Linked DNA regions of Homo sapiens: regions 1, 2 and 3 are each linked to region 4. The links are chromatin contacts, found by Hi-C in ENCODE. All regions are on one chromosome and are shown on one strand. Each heading gives the region's core, a stretch centred on a gene start or an enhancer-like site at or near the end of the contact. The rest is flanking DNA. Distances are from core to core; before and after follow the strand shown. Region 1 holds the start of COG4 (component of oligomeric golgi complex 4). Region 2 holds the start of CDYL2 (chromodomain Y like 2). Region 3 holds the start of GAN (gigaxonin). Region 4 holds the start of KARS1 (lysyl-tRNA synthetase 1).

What was found. A loop is a pair of places that touch in the nucleus more often than their neighbours do. Pooled maps may share reads with other maps.
Region 1: a pooled map shows a loop between it and region 4 (8-fold over the local background). The contact joins the promoter of COG4 here to the promoter of KARS1 in region 4. A Hi-C loop is called at or near these places in 5 of 50 pooled maps.
Region 2: a loop to region 4 is called in a pooled map, with 4 times the contacts of the local background. The contact joins the promoter of CDYL2 here to the promoter of KARS1 in region 4. A Hi-C loop is called at or near these places in 3 of 50 pooled maps.
Region 3: a pooled map shows a loop between it and region 4 (18-fold over the local background). The contact joins the promoter of GAN here to the promoter of KARS1 in region 4. A Hi-C loop is called at or near these places in 4 of 50 pooled maps.

The regions. Positions count from the first base shown.
Region 1 is chr16:70,521,788-70,524,869 of GRCh38, forward strand. COG4 (component of oligomeric golgi complex 4) reads right to left here and starts at 1,767. Exons shown (of 19, transcript NM_015386.3): 1 at 1,586-1,767. The coding sequence starts at 1,756. It overlaps SF3B3 (splicing factor 3b subunit 3), which reads left to right and starts at 2,029. Exons shown (of 26, transcript NM_012426.5): 1 at 2,029-2,141. RefSeq lists enhancers at 1,400-1,539, 2,573-3,082.
Region 2 is chr16:80,803,337-80,806,437 of GRCh38, forward strand. It overlaps CDYL2 (chromodomain Y like 2), which reads right to left and starts at 1,262. Exons shown (of 7, transcript NM_152342.4): 1 at 814-1,262. The coding sequence starts at 837. RefSeq lists silencers at 43-192, 473-542, 1,153-1,462, 1,483-1,542.
Region 3 is chr16:81,313,665-81,316,486 of GRCh38, forward strand. GAN (gigaxonin) reads left to right here and starts at 1,298. Exons shown (of 11, transcript NM_022041.4): 1 at 1,298-1,616. The coding sequence starts at 1,450. RefSeq lists an enhancer at 1,135-1,334 and silencers at 1,345-1,684, 1,825-1,884, 1,905-2,174.
Region 4 is chr16:75,646,415-75,649,301 of GRCh38, forward strand. It overlaps KARS1 (lysyl-tRNA synthetase 1), which reads right to left and starts at 1,251. Exons shown (of 14, transcript NM_005548.3): 1 at 1,164-1,251. The coding sequence starts at 1,225. It overlaps TERF2IP (TERF2 interacting protein), which reads left to right and starts at 1,359. Exons shown (of 3, transcript NM_018975.4): 1 at 1,359-2,138. The coding sequence starts at 1,469. RefSeq lists enhancers at 1,104-1,283, 1,323-2,280, 2,214-2,483, 2,281-2,887 and a silencer at 1,784-1,903.

The sequences.
Region 1 (3,082 bases), core at 517-3,016, 5.1 Mb before region 4:
TTCTCCCTGGTTCACGCCATTCTCCTGCCTCAGCCTCCCGAGTAGCTGGGACTACAGGCGCCCGCCACCACGCCCGGCTAATTTTTTGTATTTTTAGTAGAGACGGGGTTTCACTGTGTTAGCCAGGATGGTCTCGATTTCCTGACCTCGTGATCCATCTGCCTCAGCCTCCCAAAGTGCTGGGGTTACAGGAGTGAGCCACCGCGCCAGGCTTTTTTTTTTTTTAAGAGACACAATTTTGCTCTTGTTGCCCAGGCTAGAGTGTAATGGCGCTATCTTGGTTCACTGCAACCTCCGCCTCCCAGGTTCAAGCAATTCTCCTGCCTCAGCCTCCCGAGTAGCTGGGATTACAGGCATGCGTCACCACACCCGGCTAGTTTTGTATTTTTAGTAGTGATGGTTTTCACCATTTTGGTCATGCTGGTCTCGAACTCCTGACTCAGGTGATCCTCCCGTCTTGGCCTCCCAAAGTGCTGGGATGGCAGGCGTGAGCCACCGCGCCCCGCAAGATACTAAATTTTAAAACACATCTTGCTGAGGCCAGACAAAAAAAGCCCCACACACTAAACTAGCCAGGCACGGTGGTGTGCGCCTCTGGTTTCATCCATTCTGATTGCAGCACAACAGCACTCCAGCCTGCGCAACAGAGAGCGGCCCTGTTTCTAAAAATAACAAAACAAAACAAAAAACACCACACACATCTTGCTGAAAAACGTATCAGAAACTGCTAGAGTTAGTGCAAGTTTATACTTGAAAATACTCAAAGATATCAACGATCACCTCTCCCTCAGGCTGAAACTGCCTTTTGTGCTCAACTTTGCTAGAAGTTTGGTCTGGGAAACAGCTGACAAGCTTAGAGCTTAGATCTCTTTTGACTAGCAAGGAACCCAACTGACATTCGAAAGTGAATTGACAGCATCGAGTTGCCACTGAAAATTAAAGGAGGCAGGAAATAGAACGTTATGAACTGAAAGGAATTGGAGAATAGTCCACACCCCTCATTTGATAAAATATCAAGGGTACCAGAGATGAAGTGACTTGTCCAAGATTAGAGAATTGTGTCTGAGTCTTAAAAGCTAAACCTCTACAAAGATGTGCATTTGACCAAAACGCTAAAATCACACCCCCAAATCACTCCCCACAAGAGGAAGTCTTAAAACGCTTCAAGAAGTTAATCTGCAAAGGCTTCCCTCTTAAATAACAGGATGAGAGCGTTTCATAATTTGTAAATTAAGCCAATGCAAAAGGGCGCTTATTATTTTGAGAACCAAGCAATTTGGCAAATACTCTCAGACTAACTTTACTCCCGTGGAGAAACTGGTGATCATGGATCAGGGAAATCAACGGGGGTCTAGGGAGGAGAGGCTGCAGATCGCCCAGGTATCAGGGAAGACAAGCTCGGCGCGTCCGACAGCGTGAAAAGAGTTGACAGGACTACTCATATACCCGACTAGCTTCCGCTTCTTTGTTTTCCCGCTTTTTTGTATCCCCCAGCAAGGAGAGTTTCCCACAGCCCGGATTTCCCGACTGAAGGCTCCCACTCTCCCTAGATCCTCCATGAAAAAGAAGAGGCTCGACCCCGCACCTCCTCGCCGCAGAGCCGTTCGTATACAGCCTCCAGCTCCTGCAGCTCTGTCAGGGAGCGAATGAGCTCAGCGGAGATTTCGGAGCAGCGGCCACCTCCCACCCCCTCAGACGGCTGCTGCACCCCTGACAGCTTCGGAGGCGAATCAAGGTCCGCCATCTTGGTCCCCATTCGGCACTTCCGGTCCCGCGAGGCCCCCTCTTCGTTGGCGCCTATTTGGGGCTGCCCACAGAAGTGCCCAATGAACTCTAATGGTTTTTTTTTTTTAAAGTCTACTTCTAAAAACGTATTAATTTTCTATTCTCCTGGAAAAAGCAAAGCAATAAAGCATGTTTAAATAATTTGTAATGCCGTGTGGAAGCAAGACGGAAGCATTTTTTAAAAATTATATATATTCTTCAGGCGCGGATTGGGTGCCTTTTTCCGCCGCGCGCCACCAGAATGTCCCTGTCTTGAGGTCTAATGGCGGACGCCAGTATGTTGGAGTTGGTGGTGGCTTAAGTTTTGAAGGGAGGTAGCATCCGTTGGATATCCACACCATCCTTCTCGCTGCAGGGTAAAAAAACAGCCTGGAGACTTCCCCGGGCCCGGGGAGGCGGAGACCGGCCATATGGAAGGGGGACCCGAGACTTTGGCGGGGGTCACGGGCAGTCTAGGCCCGAGAGGCTGGGGACCAGGAGGAGGTACCGAGGGATGGTTGAGGCGCCAAAACGGCTTCCTGCAGTTATCTCTCGCTTCCATCCACAGTGTGGGAACATATTCTATCTCAAAATAGGGCTCGTGGAGATTGCTTTTAACTTCTGGGGACTCTGAGACGGGGGAGGTGTGACAAGCAGCGGGAGGCATGGATGTCTCCCTCTGGGTAGAGTAAATGGTACACCGAGGGGAAGATAGAAAGATGGAGCGTGTTAAAAGCGTAAATAACGGAAACAGTCTTTAGAGCCAAGACTCCGGTTTGAATTTGTATTTTGGTAGTTGGGCAACTTGTCTCCTCCTCTGAACCTCTATTTTCTCGTTTGCGTAATGGAGGACAGAGTTTAAATGCGATGATGTTTCCTTGGAGGATGGAGAAGATGCAGTGAGCAATCATACAAGCTTTTTGTAATAATGGTAAACAGACGTGGGGGAAGTTTTTTTTGTTTTGTTTTGTTTTGTTTTTGTGACGGAGTCACAGTCTGTCGCCCAGACTGGAGAGCAGTGGCGCGATCTCGGCTCACTGCCATCTCTGCCTCCCGGGTTCCAGCGATTCTCTTACCTCAGCCTCCCGAGTAGACTAGCTGGGATTACGGGCGCGTGCCACCACGCCCGGCTAATTTTTCTTTTTTTGAGACGGTGTCTCGCTTTGTCGCCCAGGCTGGAGTGCAGTGGCGCGATCTCTGCTCACTGCAAGCTCCGCTTTCCGGGTTCACGCCATTCTCCTGCCTCAGCCTCACGAGTAGCTGGAACTACAGGCGCCCGCCACCGCGCCCAGCTAATTTTTTGTATTTTTAGTAGAGA
Region 2 (3,101 bases), core at 12-2,511, 5.2 Mb after region 4:
GGTGACGAGAGTACTGGGCGCTGGGCTGGCATCTGTGTCCTATGTCCCCAACACCTCAGACTTCCACGTTCTCCTCCCACCCAGGGCCCTCCGCAGCGCCCCCTTTCGCCCCCAGGGAGCACGACACCCGCAAGGGCCACCCCCACGCCCGAGCCCGGAGGGCGTCCGAGCTGGTGCGGGGGCAGCAGGTGGGGGGTGAGGGAGGTGGCCCGGGGACCCCGGGGAGCGGTTTGGCGGTTGTCCCCCCGAACCCCCACCCAGCCTCCCCCTTCGCAGCCCCCCGGGACCCCGCCTCGCCCCGGCCAGGCTCCGCTCCGATCGCCCGCCCCCCTCCTCCCCCGCGCCCCCGGCCCAGCCGGGCCGCGCAACCCCCGCCCCACACCCCCGCCGGCCGCGGCGCGCCCCCCCGCATTCCCAGCACGTCCGGCGCCGACTTTTACCTGTACTTTCTGTACTCGAGGCGGCTCGTCGGGCGAGAAACACCTCCCCGGGACCGCTACCTCCCCCGCCCCGGCTCCGCCCGGCTTCCTCCTTCCCCTCCAAGGCCGCAAAGTAGATGGAGTAAGAGAGTGTGTGTGCGAGAGAAAGAGAAAGAGGGAGCGGGCGCGGGCGCCGCGGGAGGCGGCGGGCGGCGGGCGGCGGGCGGGAGGCGCGCCCGGCCCCCGCCACCCTCCGGCCGCCGCCGCCGCCGCCGCGGGCTCGGCAACTCCGGATTGCGCCCGGCCCCGGCCCCGGCCCGGTCCCCGCCGCCCGCCGCCGCCGCCCGCCGCCGCCCGCTGACTGGGGCCGGCCCGCGCCCCCGCGTCCCCGTACCTCGTAAAGGTCCCCAGAAGCCATGCCAGGCTGCGGAACTTGGCTCGCCGGTGTGCGCGTCTGCTCGCTCGCGCCCTCCGTGCGTGTGCGCGCGGGGTCCGGTGTGCGCGTGTGTGTGCGCGCGTGTGTGTGCGAGTGTGTGTGGTGTGTTGAGTAAACTGTGTTTTTGCAGAATGACAGGCTTGGGGGCTGCCTATGCGCAGAATCAGAGCGGGCGGCGGCGGGGCTGGCGTAACCGGCAGCAGCGGCGGCGGCGGCGGCGGCGGCACGAGCGCGGGCAGCAGCGACGGCCGCGCAGCGCGCCCGGGAGGCACGGACGCGGCCCGAGCGCCGCGGCCCCCGCGACCCGGCGACCCGGCGGCGGTGGCTGCAGCCGGCAACGGCTCGCCCCGGCGCCGCCTGCAGGAAGCCGCCCGGCGCCCGCCGCCGGCCCGGACGCTGCTGCCACTGGGCGAGTCCCCGCCCCCCGGGAGCCCGGCCCGGCCCCCGGGGCGGGGAGGCGGGGGCTGCTGCCCGGCCGCGCCCCGGGGGACCGGTCCCAGAGTCGACTAGCGCTCGGGCCCGCCCCGCCACCCCGGGCCGGCTTCGGGAGCAGCTGGCGGGGCCCCCGGGGGGCGGCGGGCCAGGTGCCCGCCGGGTGCGCCCGATCTGGGGCCGCGAAGGGGCGGCCGGGGAGCCAGGTAGAGGGCTGCGGCTGCAGACCTCAGGGAAGGGGCCCCAGCCGAGCCCCGCCGGCCCGGGGTCCCCACCTACCTCCTCCACCCTCGAGGGGAGTGGACGCCGCCTGGGAGACCTGGCCCCTCGGGGCTGCGCGGCCCCTCCCTCCAGGCTGGGTTGTAAGATGTGGAGGCCACAGGGAGGAAGGATGAAATGGCCCATCCAGAGGCACCATGGGGATCCAGGACAGGCGTGGCCACCCCATAAACCCTGGAAAGTCTTTAGAGCCAGGGGTGGCCTTCCCTCAACAACCCCTCTCCCCGAATTTATTCACTCATCCCTTACTCAAACATTTACCAAAGTCAACCCAAGTGCACAGTGTCCCTGGACAGGCAAAACTGGGACCCTGCCCAGAGACAGTTTGAATCCGCAAGTGAGGAGTGTAATGGAGCACTCAGTTGTTCTAAAAGGTCATCCTGCGTGTGACAGGCTGCGGAGCTGGAGGAGCTAGAGAAGCTCTCCAAAACCCAAATCCGTTCCTAAGCCATCTCTCATGGATAAATGGTCACCCCTCTGCTTAAAGGGTTCTCCTTATAAATATTTATGTATATAGTTACTTCAGAACCTGCAAGGTCAGACTTCTGAAATTGGAGGGAAGATCTTCATCCCCACCCATGAAATGCCTGCCTGGCTCCAGATGTGATGTATCATTAACTCACATGCTCCCTGGATCATTTTCTACTTGGGAGGCTGTGGGCAGGTCACCGAACCCTGATGGGAGATGGTGATAGTCACCTAAGTGATTTAAATAGAATTAAGGAGAGGATCTACGTATACATGAAGTGACCTGTCCATCCCAGCAGAACTCAATAAAGGTGATTTGTATCTGAGTCTCAACCTGGACTGCCCTCATGGAGAGTGAGATGGCAGAGGGGCTCGATAAATTGTTTAATCCTGAGGTTGTCAAACTTTGAAAAGTCACCAAATTTTTTAATCCAAAAAAAAAAAAAAAAAAAAAAAACTCCATGGAACCTGAAGCATGTCTGGCTCATTCCAGGACACATGGATTTGCATTTGCTGTTCCCCCTGCCTAGAATGTCCTTCCACATTGAATCCATCTGGAACATTCTTGTTCTTCGTATAGGGGCTTGTTTATCTTTGTATCGCAAGCATCTTCCACTGTTCCTGAGAGAGAGTAGGTACACAGTGATTGTTTTTCGAACTATGCCAATATAACAAATTTTATACCAATTTCTAGTTAAAATCCCGCATGAAGATAAGGAAAAAATGGTGAGGATAAGGAATTAATAAATCAGAAAGCATATTTGGCTTAGAAACTGTTGAAATTGTTATAGAACTTCTCTCTTCATATTGATATTTTCCCGGTGGTCATGGTTTTAAATAATAACAGTAATAATAAGCAGTTCTCTATCTGTAGGTAGCTAAACAAATTTTAATGAGTCTTAATTTGTACTCACGAATAAATGCACCACCATAGCATGAGGATGTAATTTGGAAGAAGACAAGAAGGAAACTGGGCTTGGAAATAATATACTAAGCCAAATTTGAATATATAATCAGTAGTTTTACAAAAACACCAAAAGCTTGACTTGTACTGGCCAAGTACTCCC
Region 3 (2,822 bases), core at 48-2,547, 5.7 Mb after region 4:
CTGAAAACAGTTAGATACTCGGATTCCTGCCAGTGACTCCAAAGCCTTGGCTGGTTCAGGGTAAATACCCAAGACTTTATTGGAGCCTTTCAGTTGGTTGAAGGACAGTGAAAATTCCATCCTGTCTTGCCTGGAATGCTAGCCACATTCTTCTGGTCCGGAGTCCTCATACAATTGCTAATTTTTTAGAGGCTTATGGAGTCCCTAACGTTTGCACAAAATGGTTGCTACATTCCACACTCCCATGTGCCCTGAGCAACCTCCAGGGAAACTTCAGATACCGTGGGGCTTGGCCTGCCAGCTGAGCTGACCCAGCGATCCTTTCTATCACAGCTTTGATCTTCACTGGGTTGGGAGCCTGTCTGAATCTAAACATCTGCCTCTCTACTGCCCACCCCTTCAGCATTTCCTAGCTCTCCCTGAAAGGTGCAAACATGCATGCAGTTACTCAAACAGAATATTTATCCTTAACTCCCTCTCCCTCACAATTTCTTTTAAAACAATCCACTATTGTCTACCCCCGCCCCCGCATCACCCTTTCATCCAGGTGCCCATTCCCTTCTCTCTAGTCCTGCAATACCTAAGCATCGATCTGCCTTTAGCACATCCATCCCCGCCTTATTCTCCACGCAGGAGCTGAGTGACCTGCACAAAATCCCCTGCTAAATACGGTACTTCCATGGTTCTTCACCACTGCAGAAACCAAACTCCTTCCCACACCAAGGAGGCCCTGCAAAATTTAAGGCCTCCTTCGGACTTCTCCAGCTTCATCTGCTACATCTCCTTCCTAGCCCGCAACCAAAACCATCTTTTCCGGGTCTGTTTTCTCGGGTTTTTGTCCTCTCACCTGGGCAGCTCCTTTTCTCTCATAAATAAAGAAAGCTACAGCGACTTCGCCCTTGCTTCCATGCATCATCTCATGAGTCCACAACAACACTAAGAATTCGCTTTCATTTTGCAGACGGAGAAACTGAGGATGGGCACCTTACCCATGGCCACAGAGCTAGTAAGTGGAACAGCTGCAACCAGGATTCAAACTCGCGGCTCCAGAGGCCACAGGCTTAACCACGGAATCCTAGCCCGCCCGCACATCCCTCCATCGCGGGAGCGACCTATCTCATCCGTAGACACCTTCCGCTGCACCCAGCCGCAGCTGGTCAGGCGGGCGGAGGAAGGAGGCTTCTGATTGGCCATCTCCAGCAGCGGAGGCGAGAAGGCGGGGAGCGACGGTGCGGGGGCGTCGCGGAGAAATGACTTCATGACGCGGCTTCTTAAAGGCGCCGGCCCAGCGCGCCGCGGATAGCACAGGCACGTCCCGGGGGCTCCAGCTTCTGCTCAGAGCGCGGAGAGCCGGGCCGGGCGGGCGCGCGCGCAGGACTCGGGCCGCTCGAGGGGTCCGGCCGGACGGTGTCGGGAGCCGGACCCGTCGGCAGAGGAGCGGGCGCCGCGATGGCTGAGGGCAGTGCCGTGTCTGACCCTCAGCACGCCGCGCGTCTGCTGCGAGCGCTCAGCTCTTTCCGCGAGGAGTCTCGCTTCTGCGACGCGCACCTGGTCCTCGACGGGGAGGAGATCCCGGTGCAGAAGAACATCCTGGCGGCGGCCAGCCCGTACATCAGGTGGGGAGGGGGCTACGGCGGGCGGGCGCGGCGGTGCTGCCCGGAGCCGGAGGCGGGGCGGCCGGGCCGGGCGTGGCCCCCAGACCCTGTCCCCTGTCCCCGGCGCCGGGGTCCCCGCGTCACCGTTGGCGCGGCGTCCCTCCCGGCAAGCGCCGGAACCCGGCCCCGCTGACCGCGTCCCCCAGGCGGCCTCTGTGGCTTCCAGGCCCGCGCTCCCCACTGGACCCCCGCGCCCCTTGGAGTTGTCCCCGGACCCGGGCCGCGATCCCCCGCCTTGTCCCTCCCGGTTCCCACCGCCGCGGCGAGCGCCCGACCTCGGAGACCCTGAGGCCCCCAGACGCCGTCCTGGGCCGGCCGGGACCCGCACCTGCGGGCTGGGCGAGGCCGCGCCGGGGAAGAGTCACCCCCTCGCCCAGGCCGGGCCCGCGGTCCCCGCTGAAGTTCGCCAGTCGCTCGCCTCTGAATCCACGCGCGGGGGCTGGGCCGGCGCCGCCAACCAGGCGGGGAGCGCCCTGCCCGCTGGGAGGCCAGACAGACAGCGCCTCGCTGGGTGCAGGCAGAGAAAACCCTCTCGATGTTCTCCTTGGGTTGGTAGTCCGAACCTCCGGGCGAAATTCTCCTTGCCAAACGTGTCTTTTCCGCTCCATTCTGGTAACTGTTTAAAAGAGGAGTTACACGTTGAAGTAAACTGTAGCGAATTCTCAGGATGCTGTTACAACCCGAGGACCGTGAGAGCCTTGCGACAAAGGGCATTTTAATACTTTAGTAAAGCAAAGCTTAACCTGATTTGCCAACTCAACTAACCAGGTTAATTAAAAGGTTGATAAGACAGTGCTTATACAAGTGTATCAGATCTTGCAGGAGACTATCTTTTCTTTTAGCAACCTTCTTGCAAACTAGGTTGCTGTTTTAATAAAAGGAAAGGGGGGAATGCTAAAAACTGGAGAAACTGACCAGTAAGCTGGTTAAATATAAGCTAGTGGTAGAGAATATCACTACAATTGACAGGTCAGAAAAAGCAAAATGATGTGTATTCTTAGCGCTTTGTCCCAGCAAAACCACCACGCACGCTACACTTTTAACCTTTGCATTGGGGAGATATCTGTGCTAAACTTAGAAGAAATTCAAGTGCCCTTGTAACTTCTGGTTTCTCTTGGATTTGTTTTGTGAATCCATTTGCGCTCTTTGGCGGTGGGGAGTGTGGAG
Region 4 (2,887 bases), core at 1-2,500:
CCTGTAATCCCAGCTACTCGGGAGGCTGAGGCAGGAGAATCGCTTGAACCCTGGCAGCGAAGGTTGCAGTGAGCTGAGATCGCGCCACTGCACTCCAGCCTGGCGACAGAGCGAGACTCCATCTTAAAAAAAAAAAAAAAGAAACATCATTTCTCTTTTCTTTTTCATTCAGGGTCTGGCTCCGTCTCAGTAACTCCTTGGGGAAAGCGATGGAGAAGGGCTCGCTCACGCAGCACTTCTGGCAGTCCCTGAAGGACCACTACCTCAAGTCTCCCAGGCTGGAGTGCAGTGGCACGACTTCAGCACACTGCAACCTCCGCCTCCTGGGTTAAAGCGATTCTCCTGCCTCAGTCTCCCGAGTAGCTGGGATAACAAGTGCGCGCCACGGGGATTAAGCCCTCTCGTATGCCTCTGGAATGGTACTATGTACCATCTTCCTAGCAATGATAAAACACTCAATTACCTGTGTTCTGTGGTTCAAATGGGGAACGCTAATGAGAATATAAGACAGCCAGTTAAAGGGTGGCTAATCCTGACTTATCTATGTTAACCTACATACTCCAGGGATTTGGGAGTGGTTAACAAAGATATCAGGCTGAATTAAGATGGTCTCTACTGTTAGACGTTGATCACTTAATACTCACAGGTATCTACTGAATAACCCATACGGGTAGATGCATGACAGTTTTAGAACTGATCCCTTTTAATACATAACGTTCAGAATGACCTTAGTGAGGCCCAGAAAATTTTGAAGGTCTTTCTGAAAAGCTAGGGTATTTAACATTTCTCCAACTTCCACGTTTACTGAGTGGCTCAACAAAAGAATGCATTTCTCAGAAAGGAGGATGAAGCTAAGCAGGAAGTTTCGCTTTTCTTTTCTGATAACTCTTAGTTCTCGTCCTAGTTCCTCCTCCACAGTCTCTTAACTCTAGGAGTATGATAGGGAGCATCCCGCCGGTGCCAGCTGGGAACGGGGAGCCGGCGTGCCCGGGGTATCCCGGGGTACGTGGTCTGCAGGGCGCAGCCACCACGTCTCAGCATGTGCGTACCCACGAGAGCCGGCAAGAAGGCCCCGGCACAGCAGCCTTGGTGGGAACCTCGCGGCGCTTCCCAGCCCAGACTCTCCTACCGCAAAGGCTTTAAAGACTCGCAGCGACACTCACTTCTTGCTCAGTTTCGGCTCGCTGCCATCCACTTTCACCTCGGCCGCCTGCACGGCCGCCATCTTCCCGGAGGGCCCGACCCAAAAGTAAGGAGGATAGTACGTTAATTTCCAGGTCAAGGTGCGAAGCCCCACCTCTTCCGGGGGAGAGGGGGCGGGCACTCTCGATGCGCCGCGGCTGCTGCTGCGCAGGCCCAGTGCTGCGCTTCGCGGCAGAGGCGTCTGCGGTGACAGCTCAGTCAGTTGAGCTCTGTGTGCCAGGCGCTCGCGAGGGGGTAGCTCTTCTAGTAGTGCTCGGCGTCAGACATGGCGGAGGCGATGGATTTGGGCAAAGACCCCAACGGGCCCACCCATTCCTCGACTCTGTTCGTGAGGGACGACGGCAGCTCCATGTCCTTCTACGTGCGGCCCAGCCCGGCCAAGCGTCGGCTGTCGACGCTCATCCTGCACGGCGGCGGCACCGTGTGCCGAGTGCAGGAGCCCGGGGCCGTGCTGCTGGCCCAGCCCGGGGAGGCGCTGGCCGAGGCCTCGGGTGATTTCATCTCCACGCAGTACATCCTGGACTGCGTGGAGCGCAACGAGAGGCTGGAGCTGGAGGCCTATCGGCTGGGCCCCGCCTCGGCGGCGGACACCGGCTCGGAAGCAAAGCCCGGGGCCCTGGCCGAGGGCGCCGCGGAGCCGGAGCCGCAGCGGCACGCCGGGCGGATCGCCTTCACGGATGCGGACGACGTAGCCATCCTTACCTACGTGAAGGAAAATGCCCGCTCGCCCAGCTCCGTCACCGGTAACGCCTTGTGGAAAGCGATGGAGAAGAGCTCGCTCACGCAGCACTCGTGGCAGTCCCTGAAGGACCGCTACCTCAAGCACCTGCGGGGCCAGGAGCATAAGTACCTGCTGGGGGACGCGCCGGTGAGCCCCTCCTCCCAGAAGCTCAAGCGGAAGGCGGAGGAGGACCCGGAGGCCGCGGATAGCGGGGGTGAGGAGGCTGAGCGCGGGGCCTCGCGGATATCTGCGCGGGTGGGGTTGGGATCTTTCTCCTGGCTGCCTGGCGTCCATCTTGGCATCTTCGGTAGCAGCGCTTGGCCCCGCCCCCTGTTGACATCCGGGTAAATTTGCACCATTTTCTTGCCTTCTCGCTCCCTTGTTGTTTATTATTGTTCTTTTTTTGCGATGGGTCTCTGTTACCTAAGCTGGTCTGAACTCCTGAGCTCAAGCGATCCTCCTGCCTCGGCCACCCAAAGTGTTGGGATTACAGGAGTGAGCCACCACGTCTGGCCTCTCGTCGTTTTTATTTTTTAATTTTTGAGTGGGGGCTCGCTCCGTCGCCCAGGCTGTGATGCAGCCGCGCGATCACGACCTACTGCATCCTGGACCTCCTGGGCTCAAGCGAATCTCCGGCTTCAGCCTCCCAAGTAGCTGGAACTACACTCCCGCGCCACCACGTCCCGCTAAATTAAAAAAAAAATTGTTGTAGAGATGGGGGTCTCGTTGTGTTGCCCTGACAGGTCTCGAACTCTTGGGCTCAAGCGATCCTCCCGTCTCGGTGTCCCAAAGTGTTGGGATTACAGGCGTGAGCCATCACACCCAGCTTCTTGGTCTAGTTTTAATTTACTTTACCATTGACTAGAATATTGACATGGTTCTATATTCAAAAGTTACAAAAAGTATATAGAAAATTCTCTCTTGGCCGGGCGCGGCGGCTCAAGCTTGTAATCCCAGCACTTT